Linked DNA regions of Homo sapiens: region 2 is linked to region 1. A link is an interaction called in ENCODE POLR2A ChIA-PET data of the cell type or tissue named here. Cell type or tissue: endothelial cell of umbilical vein. All regions are shown on one strand. Each heading gives the region's core, and the rest is flanking DNA. Links, peaks and the distances in the headings are about the cores only.

The links. ChIA-PET counts read pairs that join two places held together with the same protein. Peaks named below come from ENCODE experiments on the same cell type or tissue, not always from the same donor. Only the 100,000 strongest peaks of a DNase experiment are listed, where the experiment ranks them.
Region 2: POLR2A ChIA-PET joins it to region 1 with 6 read pairs; 2 of 35 experiments call an interaction of 5 or more read pairs at or near these places.

Annotation. Positions count from the first base shown.
Region 1 is chr4:15,661,457-15,669,323 of GRCh38, forward strand. It overlaps a transcript of FBXL5 not described here and a transcript of FAM200B not described here. Among named protein-coding and RNA genes, the nearest start is that of FBXL5, 10 kb to the left of the region's middle. In endothelial cell of umbilical vein, for the core only: no CTCF peak of the experiment used is centred there; a DNase peak (open chromatin) is centred at 4,525; H3K27ac peaks cover 809 bases.
Region 2 is chr4:17,625,627-17,632,059 of GRCh38, forward strand. MED28 (mediator complex subunit 28) reads left to right here. Exons shown (of 4, transcript NM_025205.5): 4 at 1-6,433. FAM184B (family with sequence similarity 184 member B) reads right to left here. Exons shown (of 18, transcript NM_015688.2): 18 at 3,680-6,433. Among named protein-coding and RNA genes, the nearest start is that of MED28, 14 kb to the left of the region's middle. In endothelial cell of umbilical vein, for the core only: no CTCF peak of the experiment used is centred there; no DNase peak of the experiment used is centred there.

The sequences.
Region 1 (7,867 bases), core at 1,697-6,696:
GGTCATGATGTTCTCTTTGGTCTCTGCCAATTTTCAGTGTTTGGGAACCTTAGGAATAGTATTTCAAAGCTGTTTCTTTAGGTTAATTCTACAAATTAACTGGAGAAGGGACTTGTCACATTTAGTTGTAAGTGACAGAAAATAGAAAATAACAGTGCCTTAAGCAAGATGGGGTCTTTTTTTTCTCTTTTTCTCATGTATTAGTTATCTGTTGTTGCTTAAGATTAACCCAAAACTTGAATGGCTTAAGCACCCTTTAAAACTTAAATGGCTTTATTATTTCAGTTTTTAAGGATCAGGAATTACAGAGTGGCTTATGGGGTGGTTCTAGATCAGGTTTTCTCATGTGGCTGCAGTCAGATTGGCAGCTAAAGCTGCGATCATCCGATGACATAACCTAGGACTGAAGGATCTGCTTTCAGGTTCTCTCAGGTGGCTGTTGAGAGGCCTCACATCCTCATAGGCTGTTAGAATAAGGACCTCAGGTCCTCACCACATGGTACTCTCTATGGAGTTACTTATAATATGGTAGCTTGCTTTCCTCAAGGTGAGGGCCAATAAAGAGAGAGAGCAAATGATTTCAAACCCAAAATAAGTCAGTCTTTTATAACATAATCTCAGAAGAGACATCCCATCACTCATGCCTATGCTACTGGTCATACAGAACAACCCCAGTACAGTGTGGGAGGGGATTGCTTACACAATGGTGTACCTAATAAACGAAGGGATTAATTGAGGGCCATCTTTGAAGCTGGCTAAACGTGGTCCAGAACTGGTTTGACAGCTCTACTTTATTTAGGGGCATAGGCTCCTTCCACGGCTCTACCAACTCTAGAGGGTAGTCTTCATATTTAAGTTCAAAGGTGGTGGCACTTGTGTGACCCAGGGCAAATCATCTATTCTGAGTTTCTAGGTCCTCACTTAATAAACTATGAAAAAGAGTAAAATATACTTCATAGTGTTGTTGTAAAGATTAACGGAATAAGTGTAATAGGCTTTCACAGTACCTGGCATATTAAGCATTCAATACTATCTTTTAATATTGCTATATACATTAAATAATGAGACTATCCCAAGAGATCATCAGATATGCATTGTTCCTTGAAAAGGTCAAGCTTAGAAATCACTGGTAATAAAAAAGCTCTACTTGGATAATTCAAGTGAGCCTCTCGTCACCATTCCCAGCCCAGAAATGGTGAAGGATAAAAATTGTTTTTTTCAATATCATTCTAGAGGTAGTTAAAATTGAATCAATCCATTCAATCCATTATCTTTATGTAATCTACTCCTAGGTAGCTGATACTATAGTAAGATGTAATTTTTTTTTGTCTTTGCAAAGGTGTTCTTGTTGCTGACAAGGAACAGCAGAATAGTGAACAAGTTTGTGGCTAAACATTATTCCCAGATTTTAAAAAATGTTCAGTGTGCACAATTGTTACTACCAGATCTTTGTCAGAATAATCTTTCTGTCACTGAATAACTGACCCATAAAACAATAGAGCATATTGACCTAGTGTGCAGGGTAAGCAATGAGTAAATAAGAAATGGTTGTAAAATATTTACCAAATGTAACTTTCTAATTTGGGTAGCTTTAAGATGGGTCAAAATAAAAGGAATGCTATTATTTGTGAAGAATTACAAGTTTACATATGTTTATTCTTGCCAGTCTTTTACTGAAAATTCCTAGAAATGATATCCTTTCCTTTATATATACCATAATATTTGTATGATATTCCTCTCCAAAGATAGGGGTAATATTATACATTGATAATAGTCATTCATTATTGAAAAACTAACAATACACTAAGTACTCCACTGCATGGGACATAGTAGCCATTCAATAAATGATAGGTATCTTTATTATTAGACACCTAACACTGTATGAAATAGGATACCATAATAGACTCTAGTCTCAGTATCTCTATTAAGATATTAGGGGCCAGAGGTTTCAAAATGGTTTGACCTGTTGTAGTGGTTCATTCAGCACACTGGAGTTGGACTGATTGTCTGGGTTCAAATCTCAGCTGGTCCACTTTCTTACTTACTACCAGCAGGGTAAAACAGAACCTCTTTTGCCTTCTGGGAATGAGGACTTTGCTACTACCGTTAAGCCACAAAACTGTTCACTATTCTGCTCACTCATCTGTGAAATGGAAATACTACTACCTATTCTAGTGGACTGTGGTGGAGATTAAATGAGATTATATAGTCAAAGAGCTCACAACAGTACCTGTCACATAATTTTTTTTTAAAGAAAAATCTGCTTATTTCTGTCACTACTCAACAAACACTAGGTGACTATCATTTGCCAGAAGCTACAGATTCAGTAAGTCCAAAAGTGAACTCACCATTTTCTGTCCTCTGAGTTTGCCAAGGTTTCTGTATTCTCATCTCATTTTCATCACTGTTCATTGACTTACCCTGGCTAATATAATGACAGCAAACAAACCTGAGTGCAAGTCACCAATCTAAAGACTTTTTGGTTTTAGAGTATTTATATTCACAGAATGACTGCATGAATTGTAGGCACTCTTATCCTGATTTTTCAGATGAAAAACTTAAAGAAGCTACATAATTTGCCCAAGACTACCCCATTAAGAAATAGCAGAGCCAAGATTCAAACTTAGGCAGTCTGGCTTCAGAGCTTCTATCTTTTTAGGTAACACACAATACTGCTTCTAGAGATTTTGGAGTTATCTTAAAAGCTTTCATTTTTCCATCACTCAGTATCTTAATAAGACACATAGTCCTCTCAAACATCTCTAATTCATCCCTTCTCTGCTTACACTAATACAGACCTAGTATGGGCCCTACTTACCTTCTCCTTGAACTACTGGTTTCCCTGCTTTCAGCTTCTCATTTCAATCCTTGCACCAAACCAGCTAGTCAGCAATGTTTCTAAAACAAAAAATCTAATGACTCTCCCTCAGTTAAATCATATTGGCACACTAATTCCTATTGAACAGGACCCAGGCACTCTTATGTGTCATCTGATGAGGTACCTAGTACAGTACCTCACTTATAAAGTTAAATATACTGTTTATTTTATTGACATAAACATATCTTTTTCCCCCACCAAAGTGGGCCCTCATCCTTTTTTTTTTTTTTTTTTTTTTTTGAGACGGAGTTTCACTCTTGTCACCCAGGCTGGAGTGCAATGGTACGATCTCAGCTCACTGCAACCTCTGCCTCCCGGGTTCAAGCAATTCTCCTGCCTTAGCCTCCCAAGTAGCTGGGATTACAGGCGCCTGATACCACGCCCGGCTAACTTTTGTATTTTTTAGTAGAGGCGAGGTTTCACCATGTTGGCCAGGCTAGTCTCAAACTCCTGACCTCAGGTGATCTGCCCACCTTGGCCTCCCAAAGTGCTGGGATTACAGGCATGAGCCACCACTCCTGTCCTGCTCATCTTTATATAACCCTTATTTCTGCAGTCCCCAACAGCCTACAGGTACAAATGTCACAATATCATTAATATGTGAATCTTAATGATTCATTAAGTTTAAGGTTGAAGTTTAGAACCTAAACTTCAGCAAAATCTCCCCACCCTTAATGCAAAGGGCTTCTGAATTATCAGGAATGTTTTTCATGTGCTCAGTCATAAATTCACTCCCACTACAGCTACATTGCTACCCCAGATGAAAACTGAGCCACGTGTCTCTCCCATTCTTCCTCGAAACCTCTATTTTCAGGTAGCCATTATGAGCTTAGCTGCCAATGTAGGAAAGAATGCCTTTCTTATTTGTGACATATTGTTAAAAGGGTTCCAGTGGCGGGTTGTTTCAACTCATGTGTTTACGTGAAGTAGCCGTCAACCATATTTACTTAGAGCCCCCTACCTCCCTGGGCATCAGATGCGGTGTCAGGCATCTTAGCCAAGGCAAACTTGAGGTACAGCCATACCCCTATAATCAGAATCCCTCCTTCTCTCCAACAACGGCTTATTATTAGTACAGCTCATTTCTTCTATCCTTAGGATGGTCTACCTTGCAGGAATTACCCCAACCAATTCAGTAAAACTTAATTTGGGACTACCTTACAAATTTGCGAGATGTATCTAAAATTACTTGAATGCTAAACACCCACAGCTAATATTCAAATATAACCCAAGTTTATATTTGTTTCACTCTTTCCCACTCTTCTTCCCAACTCCACTGCCTAGCCTAGAGCATTGTGCATACTAGAGCCCCGACATGTTTTTAAATATGTAATAAAAAATAAAATTCTATGCTAGTTGAGCAGAAATAACGTTTATCTGAGAAAAGAAACACAAACTTAGGATGAGAATATCTGGCCCCCAGTCCAAAATTCTTAAATTTAAGGGAAAAAAAGAACCCAGTAAAATACATGGCTCTCAACTGAGACAGATTTGGCTGTTGGTAGGAATCCGATGATTAGTGTACCTGCACCTGTTCTGACACCCTCCAAAGGAATCTGGATCACAAGTGAACTGTCCAAGACCATAAGCCACACCCTTGAGCTAATGCAAGAGGAAGCTGAATCACTTCCTTGAGGCCAAATGCATACAAACAGAATTGCCTCAATTTCCTACTGACAACCTTTTTTTAAAAAAAAAAAAATGACCATTTCCTCATCTTGTTCTTGTAATACAAACCTTTTAGGGTGACTTGGCTTTTCAGTTTAAAAATATGAATTTTGGGACTGGGCACGGTGGTTCACACCTGTACTCCAAGCACCTTGGGAGGCCAAGGCAGTAGGATCACTTGAGCCCAGGAGTTCAAAACCAGCCTAGGCAACATAAGTAGACTCCACCACCACAAAAAGTTAAAAAATTAGCCAGGTATGGTGGTGCATGCCTGTAGTCCCAGCTACTCAGGAGGCTGAGGTGGGAAGATTGCTTGAGCCCAGGATGGTCCAGCCTGCAATGAGCCATGATGGCGCCACTGCACTCCAGCCAGGGAGACAGAGCAAGACCCTGCCTAAAAAAATAAAATAAAGACACATACCACATGATCTCACATTTGTGGAATCTAAAATAAAGTTAAACTCATATAAGTAAAGAGAGGATGATGGTTACCAGAGGCTGTGGGGGTGGGAATGAGTTGTTGATCAAAGCATGCAAAGTGTCAGGTAGACAGGAGGAATAGGTTTTGAGATCTATTGGACAGCAGGGTGATTACAGTCAATAATAATAAATATTTCAAAATAACTAAGAGAAGCCTGGGAAACATAGTGAGACCTTGTCTCTACTAAACATCAAAAAAATTAGCCAGGTGTGGTGGTGTGTGCCTGTGATTCCATCTACTCGGGAGGCTGAGGCTTGAGCCTGGGAGGTCAAGGTGACAGTGAGCTGTGATCCCAACAATGCACTCCAGCCTGGGTGACAGAGCTGCTACCTGTCTCAACAAACAAAACTAAACTAAACTAAGAGTAAATTTCAAATGTCCCACCATTAAAAAAAAAAAGACAGGCAAATGGAGTGCTAAATGTGTTAATTAGCTTGATGTAATCATTCCACATTGTAGACATATATCAAAACATCACATTGTATCTCATAAATGTATACAATTATAAATTATCAATCAAAATAATCGTAATTTTAAAATTACTGGATGTTGCATAGTTTCTAGTTTAATGTAAACATTATAAACCATATTTGTACCCATTACAAATTGCAGCTATTAAATAATCTTGAAAATCACATCCCACCTTTAATGATTTGAATCATGGGACAGTGCAAAGGGCACCTGAATACACGTCGTAGTACTTAGGTTCTTGGCTCTTTCACTAAACAGCCACATGATCACGGGCAACCTCTTTAACCTTGATGGCAGTCCATGAGAAAACATGTACAAGTACCTAGTCCAATGCTTGGCATATGATATAGGCACTCAACATTTGTTAAAATTGAAGTTTTAACTCATATTAAACAATTTCTATTTTTTAGGAGTTACATACCAAGTTGCAGTACCCTCTTATTTGACATGTAGATCTGGAAATATTCATTTCATCCAAATGAGACTAAGCAAAATCATATATTATCTCAAAACACTGAATCAAATGGAATAGTATTCCATTTGAATACTATTAAAAATAGTATTAAAAAATAGCTCTTTTTAACCCACAGATCACAGGCAAACTATAGATTGAAACAGGAGATCTTTTTAATAGAAAAATGCCACAGCAATTTAATCAAAGTCTGAACAAGGACTTTGCCTGCTGCCACAAATACCATGACAAACTGTGGCATTATGAGAAGCAATTAATGATGAAGATATGATAAATAAAACATGAGTTGGCCAGAATATTTTTACTGATGTCTTCTCATTTGACTTCCTGGTATAAGATGGTCAATTTATCACGCCTGTAATCCCAGCACTTTGGGATGCCAATGTGGGCGGATCACCTGAGGTCAGGAGTTCGAGACTAGCCTGACCAACGTGGAGAAACCCCGTCTCTAATAAAAATACAAAATTAGCCAGGCGTGGTGGCGGGTGCCTGTAATCCCAGCTACTCGGGAGGTTGTGGGAGGAGAATCGCTTGAACTCGGGAGGTGGAGGTTGCGGTGAGCCAAGATTGCGCCATTGCACTCCAGCCTGGGCAACAAGAGCAAAACTCTATCTCTAAAAAAAAAAAAAAACAGATGGTCAATTTAACTATCAACTTAATCGAAAAGCCAATGATTGTAACAATTAAAATTTTGGTTAATAAAATTCAATTATTTGTGACTTAATGTGTGAAGGATTTCATCTGCTACTGACAGAAGTATAAAGACAAAAAAAGTATCAGTTGTAAATGGTCAGTTCATTTGTCAAAACACATTATCTAGTATGGTATTTTCAAATTTATAACTTGTAACATTTTAATCAAACTACAAATTACACTTGAACCACATTTTCAAAAATAAAAATAATCAAGAATGATGAAGTAAAAACTGCTCAAGTTCAACTGCTGGATCTGGGATGTAAAATAAGTGACAAAACAGAGAAAAGTGTTGAGTTTTTAAACAGCAGATTTTGACTTTATTCAAATCACATTCTTTTATTTTTTTTTGTACTTGGTTTTTGTATTGTTCTTTGTACTTGGTTTTTGTATTGTTCTTTGTTTATTTCAAACCAACAGCCAACATCGTACAAGTCACATTCTAAAAAGAAAAAAGGAAGTATAAAAGATTATAATGAAGATAATTTAATATGTGCATTTATCAAATGTGTCAATGGTATTCTTGAAATAAAGGCTTAAAATCTTCAAAATTAAAAAAGCTATTTGGATATAAGATGCTGAACTCACTGACAAAGGAAAAAAATACATTCAAGTTCCCAGACTAATTTCTTAGTTATTGCACTATTGTTAGTGATAAAGCCTTATTATCATCATTAAAGCATATTGTGAGACAGAAAACAACTCACATATTTTCTTCTAACATGTCTGGATATGGTATGTATAACTTTAAATCTCAGCTAATTAATTAAAAACTATCCAGAGTGACAACACAGTAGCTCATTTACTTTTTACCACTGCAGAACATTTGGAAGCAATAGTTACTATAAGTCTGTACAGACTTCATAATCCACCTTGTTGAAAATAAGCTGCATAACACTTGTAGAGAAATGTAGGAAGATCGGTTAGTACAGGATACACCATGTTGTTTAAATATAACCTCAGACACAACTGAATTAGATATATAGTTGAGTATTTGTTACTTGACAACAGGGATACATTTTGAGAAATCTGTCACTAGGCCATTGTCACTGCCCAAACATCTGAGCATACTTACACAAACCCAGATACAAACTACATACTTTGGCTATATATACAGCCTCTTGCTCCTAGGCTACAAACCAGTACAGCATGTTACTTTACTGTAGGCAATTGTAACACAAAGGTTAAGTATTTCTGTATCTAA
Region 2 (6,433 bases), core at 1,434-6,433, 2.0 Mb after region 1:
AACAATTTTTCAATCTTCTCTGTTTGTAGACATCTTACTGGGTGATGAATAATCCTCTAAGAAACCCTCTGAGCTGCTAACTTTTTCAGGGAGAAAATCACAAGCCATCTTCTCAAGTTCCCCTAGAAACCTGTGGAATGCCCTCTGCCAAGCACTGCTCTGGTACTGGGGAGTGGAGTATTATGTCTTGGAAGAGACTCCTGCTGTGATTGTCCAGGGGTACGTTCTGGTCTGGCTTGGTGCTTGACCTTAGGTCTGCCCACAGGCTTCAGGCTTTCAACTTTGAAACAAACATCTGTGCCACACACATTTTGTAAATGATCCCATTCAGTCTTCTAGAAGCCTTATAACAGAATCAATATTGTTTTTCCCATTTTCACAGATGGATAATAAATCTGTAAAATAGGGATAAGACTAGGACCTATTCCCCAGGATTACTTCTGCAGATTAAAGGAGATGTTGAGGCCAGGTGCAGTGGCTCACGCCTGTAATCCCAGCACTTTGGGGGGCTGAGGCAGGAGAATCGCTTGAACCTGGGAGGCAGAGGTTGTGATGAGCCAAGATCGTGCCATTGCACTCCATCCTGGGCTACAAGAGTGAAACTCCGTCTCAAAAAAGAAAAAGGAGATGTTGAATGGGAAGTCAGCAAGGGTGCTAGAATGTAGCAAGTATTCTTCAGGTGTTAGTGATTTCTGTTGTTCGGGAAGAGGAGGGTTATGGAGGAAGAGTATGGGATTTAGGTGGGTTAAGTGATTTGCCCAAAGTCAAGAGGTTAGTCTTTAACCTTTGGCAGAAGCAGGATTTGAAGTGAGTTTTCACACCCCTCTTCCCTGGTCAGTGTGTTGATAACAGCCCACCCACCTGTGGTTCCAGGGTGTTCTTAAGAAGCCAAGGTTGTCTTGGGTGTGGTAGCTCTTTGAAAGGTAGAAAGTTCCACCAAGAAGGCCTTTTTTCTTGAATACTGCTTAGCTTCCTTGTCAGGCTCCAAGATGCAGATTGCCTGTGGGCTATCTCTCTCCACAGATAAACCTACTCACATCTTCAGGACAGCCTTTTTTTTTTGAGACAGGAGTCTTGCTCTGTTGCCCAGGCTGTAGTGCAGTGGCACAACGGGGTCCCACAGGCAAGTGCTGGGGAAAGGCCCACCCAGCCATCAGGTAGCCTGTGTGTTCTACAAACAGCAGCTGGCAGCACTGTCTCCTGCCGGACATTCCTGCCACCCGACATCAAAGCTGGTGGGTGACCTTTTCAGCCATTTGACATTCCTCCCAGAAGAACCTCTGCCTCCCAGAGGTTTAAGCAGTTCTCCTGCCTCAGCCTCCCAAGTAGCTGGGCTATTTTTTTTTTTTTTTTTTTGAGATGGAGTCTTGCTCTGTCGCCCGGTTAGAGTGCAGTGGTGCAATCTCGGCTCACTGCAACCTCTGCCTCCCGGGTTCAAGTAATTTTCCTACGTCAGCCTCCCGAGTAGCTGTCAGGTGCACACCACTACACCCAGATAATTTTGTATTTTTAGTAGAGATGGGGTTTCACCATGTTGGTCAGGATGGTCTCAATCTGACCTCGTGATCCGCCTGCCTCTGCCTCCCAAAGGGCTGGGATTACAGGCATGAGCCACCGCGCCCAGCCTTAATTTTTGTATTTTTAATGGAGATGGGGTTTTGCCATGTTGGCCAGGCTGGTCTTGAACTCCTGACCTCAAGTGATCTGTCCGCCTCAGCCTCCCAAAGTACTGAGATTACAGGCATGAGCCACCGTGCCCAGCCCATCTTCATCTTCTTTACTTGAACTTAATTCTTTTTCATGCATCTTCCCTTCTTTCCTCTTTTCTCCTCCACCCAAATGTCTTAACTGTTAACATTCCCAGGTGTTTGGTCCTGGGCCTCTGGAGGTTGTGAAGGAGCACTGCTCAGTCCTCCCTTCAAGAAAGCAGCTTCAAGGAGTTCAATTACAAAAGCTCCTGGCATTGGGGACCTGCCGCCATGTTCCTGCCCAGGGCATGCTGGTCCTGGCTGTCACCAAGCACAGTGGAGGTCAGGTGCTAGGCCATTTCTGCCCGACACAGGCCTCCTCTAATGAGCAGTCTGAGGCCAGGCACAGGAGGCTGAGGCAGGAGAATCGCTTGAACCCAGGAGGTGGACGTTGCAGTGAGCCGAGATCGAGCCACTGCACTCCAGCCTGGGTGACAGAGTAAGACTTCGTCTCAAAAAATAAAAAATAAAAAAATACTGAGCAGTCTGCTTGGGCGCTTCCATCAGCCTGGCCATGACATCTTTGGAGCTGTCCTGCCCTCTTTTGCCCCGGTGTTCCTTGGCCCACCTGTCAGACCTACATCATAGGCTCTTCCTGTCTTCTGTTTCCTCTCCCCTTTCTCTAACATAGGTGTTTCTCCTGAGAAAGAAAAAAACCACCTGTCCCTGACATTCAGAAGCTGACAACACTGTTCGGTCATGCCATTCTCCTGTTGGACATAAACAGTCTCTGAATGCCAACCCCAAAGTTGCTCTCAGGCCATGATAAAATAAACCACTTAATAATTTTGTCTAAGCACGTACAAAGAAAATTCAAGGTCAGTTTACCACTCACAAAATACCAAACATCCTTCTGCTGGTTAAAACGAGTGACAGCTGCCGTGTGTGTGTGTGTGTGTGTGTGTGTGTGTGTGTGTATGTGTATATGCGTATATATGTGTATGTATGTGTGTATATATATATGTGTGTGTGTATATATATATATGCAATTATACCTTTATCCCTACTCTAGTCCACCTTCCTATAAATAAGATGTATTGAGATGCTCAGTGCCCCCATTCTGACAGCATCCAATCGAGTGAATCCTCACTTCCTTGAAATCACCCAACCAGGGCCAGAATCCTAAAAGAGGTTCTTTGTGACACCCTCTGTCTGAGAAGTCCTATGGTTCTCTGTGATGAATAGACCCAACTTGTTCAAATACAGGCATTTCTGGTGGGCTTTGGCTGAAGGCATTCACACCCCCCAGTGAATGTCTTGCACTTCTAATTGTGTCTCGGGGCATGCCTGGTGGAGGACCTGACTGAGACAATTGTGACTGGATGTGGTCTGAGAGCAGGCAGTAGGATGAGGCTTGGGGACTGGCTCACTCACTGCCCAACTGGTAGCAAAACCCATCTGGAGCAGCGTGTGAGGTATGGACACTCACTCACACGAGGGGGTGGCCCAGTTGCTGAGGATTCCACCAGTGGTACCCTGGGAAAATATCCCTGTGGAGGGGAATGGGAGGAGTCAAACTGTGGAAGATAAGAGGAGTACTGCACACAAGGACAGTAGAGTGTCTGTTCCCTGCAGAGGGATAGTGAGGAACTGATGAGGTGACTGTGAGTGCCCGGGGCCTCTGTCGTTATCTTGGAGGATCACTTTGAGGTCAGGAGTTCATGACCAGCCTGGCCAACATGGTGAAACCCTGTCTCTACTAAAAATACATTAATTAGCATGGTGGCGGGTGCCTGTAGTCCCAGCTACTCGGGAGGCTGAGGCAGGAGAATCGCTTGAACCCGGGAGGCCGAGGTTGCAGTGAGCTGAGATGGCGCCACTGCACCCCAGCTTGGGTGACAGAGCAAGACTCCGTCTCAAAAACAAACACACAGTACTGCATCCTGGGGGTGGAGGTGAGGTGACGGTAGAGATCAGTGCTACCCTTGGAAATCTGACAGATACAGTAAGATGGTCCCTATCATAGTTCCATTTAATTTGCCAGCCTCATCTGCAGAATCCAGATGGATCCTGGAGAAAAATTAACCAAGTAGCCTCAATCACAAATGTTGGGTTGGATATTACATCAGTGTTAGAGCAGTTAAGGGCTCAGGTATGTGGTGTGCAGCCATTGACTGGGTGAATCCATTTTTACCTACCCCAATTACAAAACAGTTTGCTTTCATGTGGAACAGATAGTATTCCTTTCAGTTTTGCTGCAGGAACATATTAACTCTTCCACCCCTGTCATAATACAGCCTGAAGAGATTTACCATTAAATACTGTTTTTTTCTCTCTCTTAACTTAATCCCGAATTGGATAATTTCTCTTCATCTTCACTGTCACCTCTACGCCATCACTGTCATCTCTAGACCGCTCTGCTGTTGAGAGATTGATGGAATCATTATGCAAACTAAAATAGAATGTTTTATCTATCAAATTGTATTTCTTTGTCAATAGTGTTAGGGCACAGTAGGTTCATTTACTGCTGGTAAGGGTGTAAATTGTTAGAAACTTTCTGAATGGCAGTTTGGTAATAACAAACAAAAAGCTTAAGTTTGTGTCCTTAAATGCCTTACTTCAATACCCAAGGCATATGGCCTCAATAAAAAATTATGGAAGCATGCAAAGATTTTGTTAACAAAGATATAATCATTGCAGGGTAGAATTTAGAAATTTAAGACTGAAAGATCTTTTCAGTCACCTGCAGCAAGAAAGGAGTCAAAACCTATGTACGATCTCAACTAGTAAAATTTTCTCCTTGCCCAGGGATCATGCTGAGTTTAAGGACAGAAATGCAAAGTGCAGCCTGGGAAAGTGTTTCAACACACAAAAATAGAACCACCTGTATGTAGTCTTTTTGAAAGCACAAAATAAAGAGCAGTCCTACAGGGTTCACTGCTATGTCCTGAATGTTGATGTCCCTTCCAAAATTCATATGTTGGAACCTAATGTCAATGTAATAGTATTAAGAGGTGGGGCTTTTGGGAAGCAATGGAGTCATGAGGGCTTCACCCTCATGAGTAGGATAAGTACCCTTACAAAAGAGGCTCAGGGAGGCGCTCTTGCCTCTTCCACCATGTAAGGACACGTAGCAGGCACCCATTTCTGAAGAATGGGCCCTCCCCAGACTCCATATCTGCTGGTGCCTTGATCTTGGACTTAGCCTCTAGGACTGTGAGTGACATATTTCTATTGTTTATAAATTATCCAGTATAAGTAAGATATTTTGTTAGAGCAGCCTGAACGAACTAAGACACTCTAAGCGGGAAACTCACAAAAAATATTTGGTAGTGAAAAACAGTATGGTGTGTTAATGTATGGTGACAAGTGTTTGTTTGCATTTAAAAATGCATTGGAGCCTCGTTTTGATTAGGCAGTAAATTTACCTTTAATACGTAAGTTTGACAGTTATATGTAATCAGCTTTTTTTTTTTTAAGATGGTGTGATTGAGGTTAATGTGAACTGAACTTTCTATTTCTAAGCTGTCTTCATCTAATTTTACCTTTCTGTGGAAAATCAATACAAGTCAACCATTTTTATTGCCCAGTTATTCAAAGTTTTATTCAAAGAGCAAAGATTTGACAATGCATAGAATTAACATTGGTTTGTGGGCCACCTTCTGGGCCAGCACCAAAGACTGAAAAAATATTTTGCCCCCTAAAAGTTGTTATTGAGTCTTGTCAAATCACATTGCTCTGTCAGAAGGTAAGACAAATCAGTGTGGACTGAGAGCAAGGTCAGCACCGTGAACAGCCATTGCGGTTCCTTTAACCCACTGGGAATTCATGCAGTGAAGAAGCAACACACCATGAGGCAAATGGCTCAAACCCAAAGACCAGAGGTTCAGGGGATATATATATATATTTTTTTAATCTGTAGAGATGGGATCTCACTATCTTGCCCAGGCTGGTCTCGAACTCTTGGGCTCATGCTGTCCTACCTCAGACTTCCAAGTAGCTGGGTTTTCTTTGGGCTAATTATTTTTTTGTAGAGATGGAGGTCTCGCTGTGTTGCCCAGGCTGGTCTCAAATTCCTGGCCTCAAGCTCTCCTCCCATCTCAGCCTCCCAAAGTGTTGGGATTACAGGCATGAGCCATGTGCCCAGTCTAGAAGATCTTTGACTTCAAAGAACAGATAATCTAGAGACCTTCACAAGTGATCATGTTGGCACTATGGTCATTACACTGAGACCTATAACTGGGCTAGGATTGGTTATTTACAGAAAAACCTTGTGGTACTTAATTCCAATTCATGTTAATTTATGTTATCTTGCTTAATCCTTGCAAAGCCCTTTTAGAGGTGGGTGTTATCCCATCTATAATCTGCTGCTTGTCTTAGACCAAGGAAGTGAAAGTATTCAGTCCAAGCATGCTACCATCCATTTCTGGTAGGTTTGGTTTGTTTTTAGTTGGCTTTCCTGTTTAACTGTTATTTGTCTTCCTATTGAGGTTAGATGTGCATTTTGGAATTGCATCATTTTACATAGAAACAGCTTTCCAGTGGAGTTGACTAGCATCCTAAGGACAAGTACAACCACTTTTGAAATAGATCATGGAAATCACAAAGTCTGATGTTCCACAAAATGGAGTATGATGTTATGGACACTAGAAATACAAGGTATGGGTCATTAGTAACGCTAATAACATTTTCCTATAGATGACTTTTAATAACACTGGTTTAATGTCAATTTTTTTTTTTTTTTT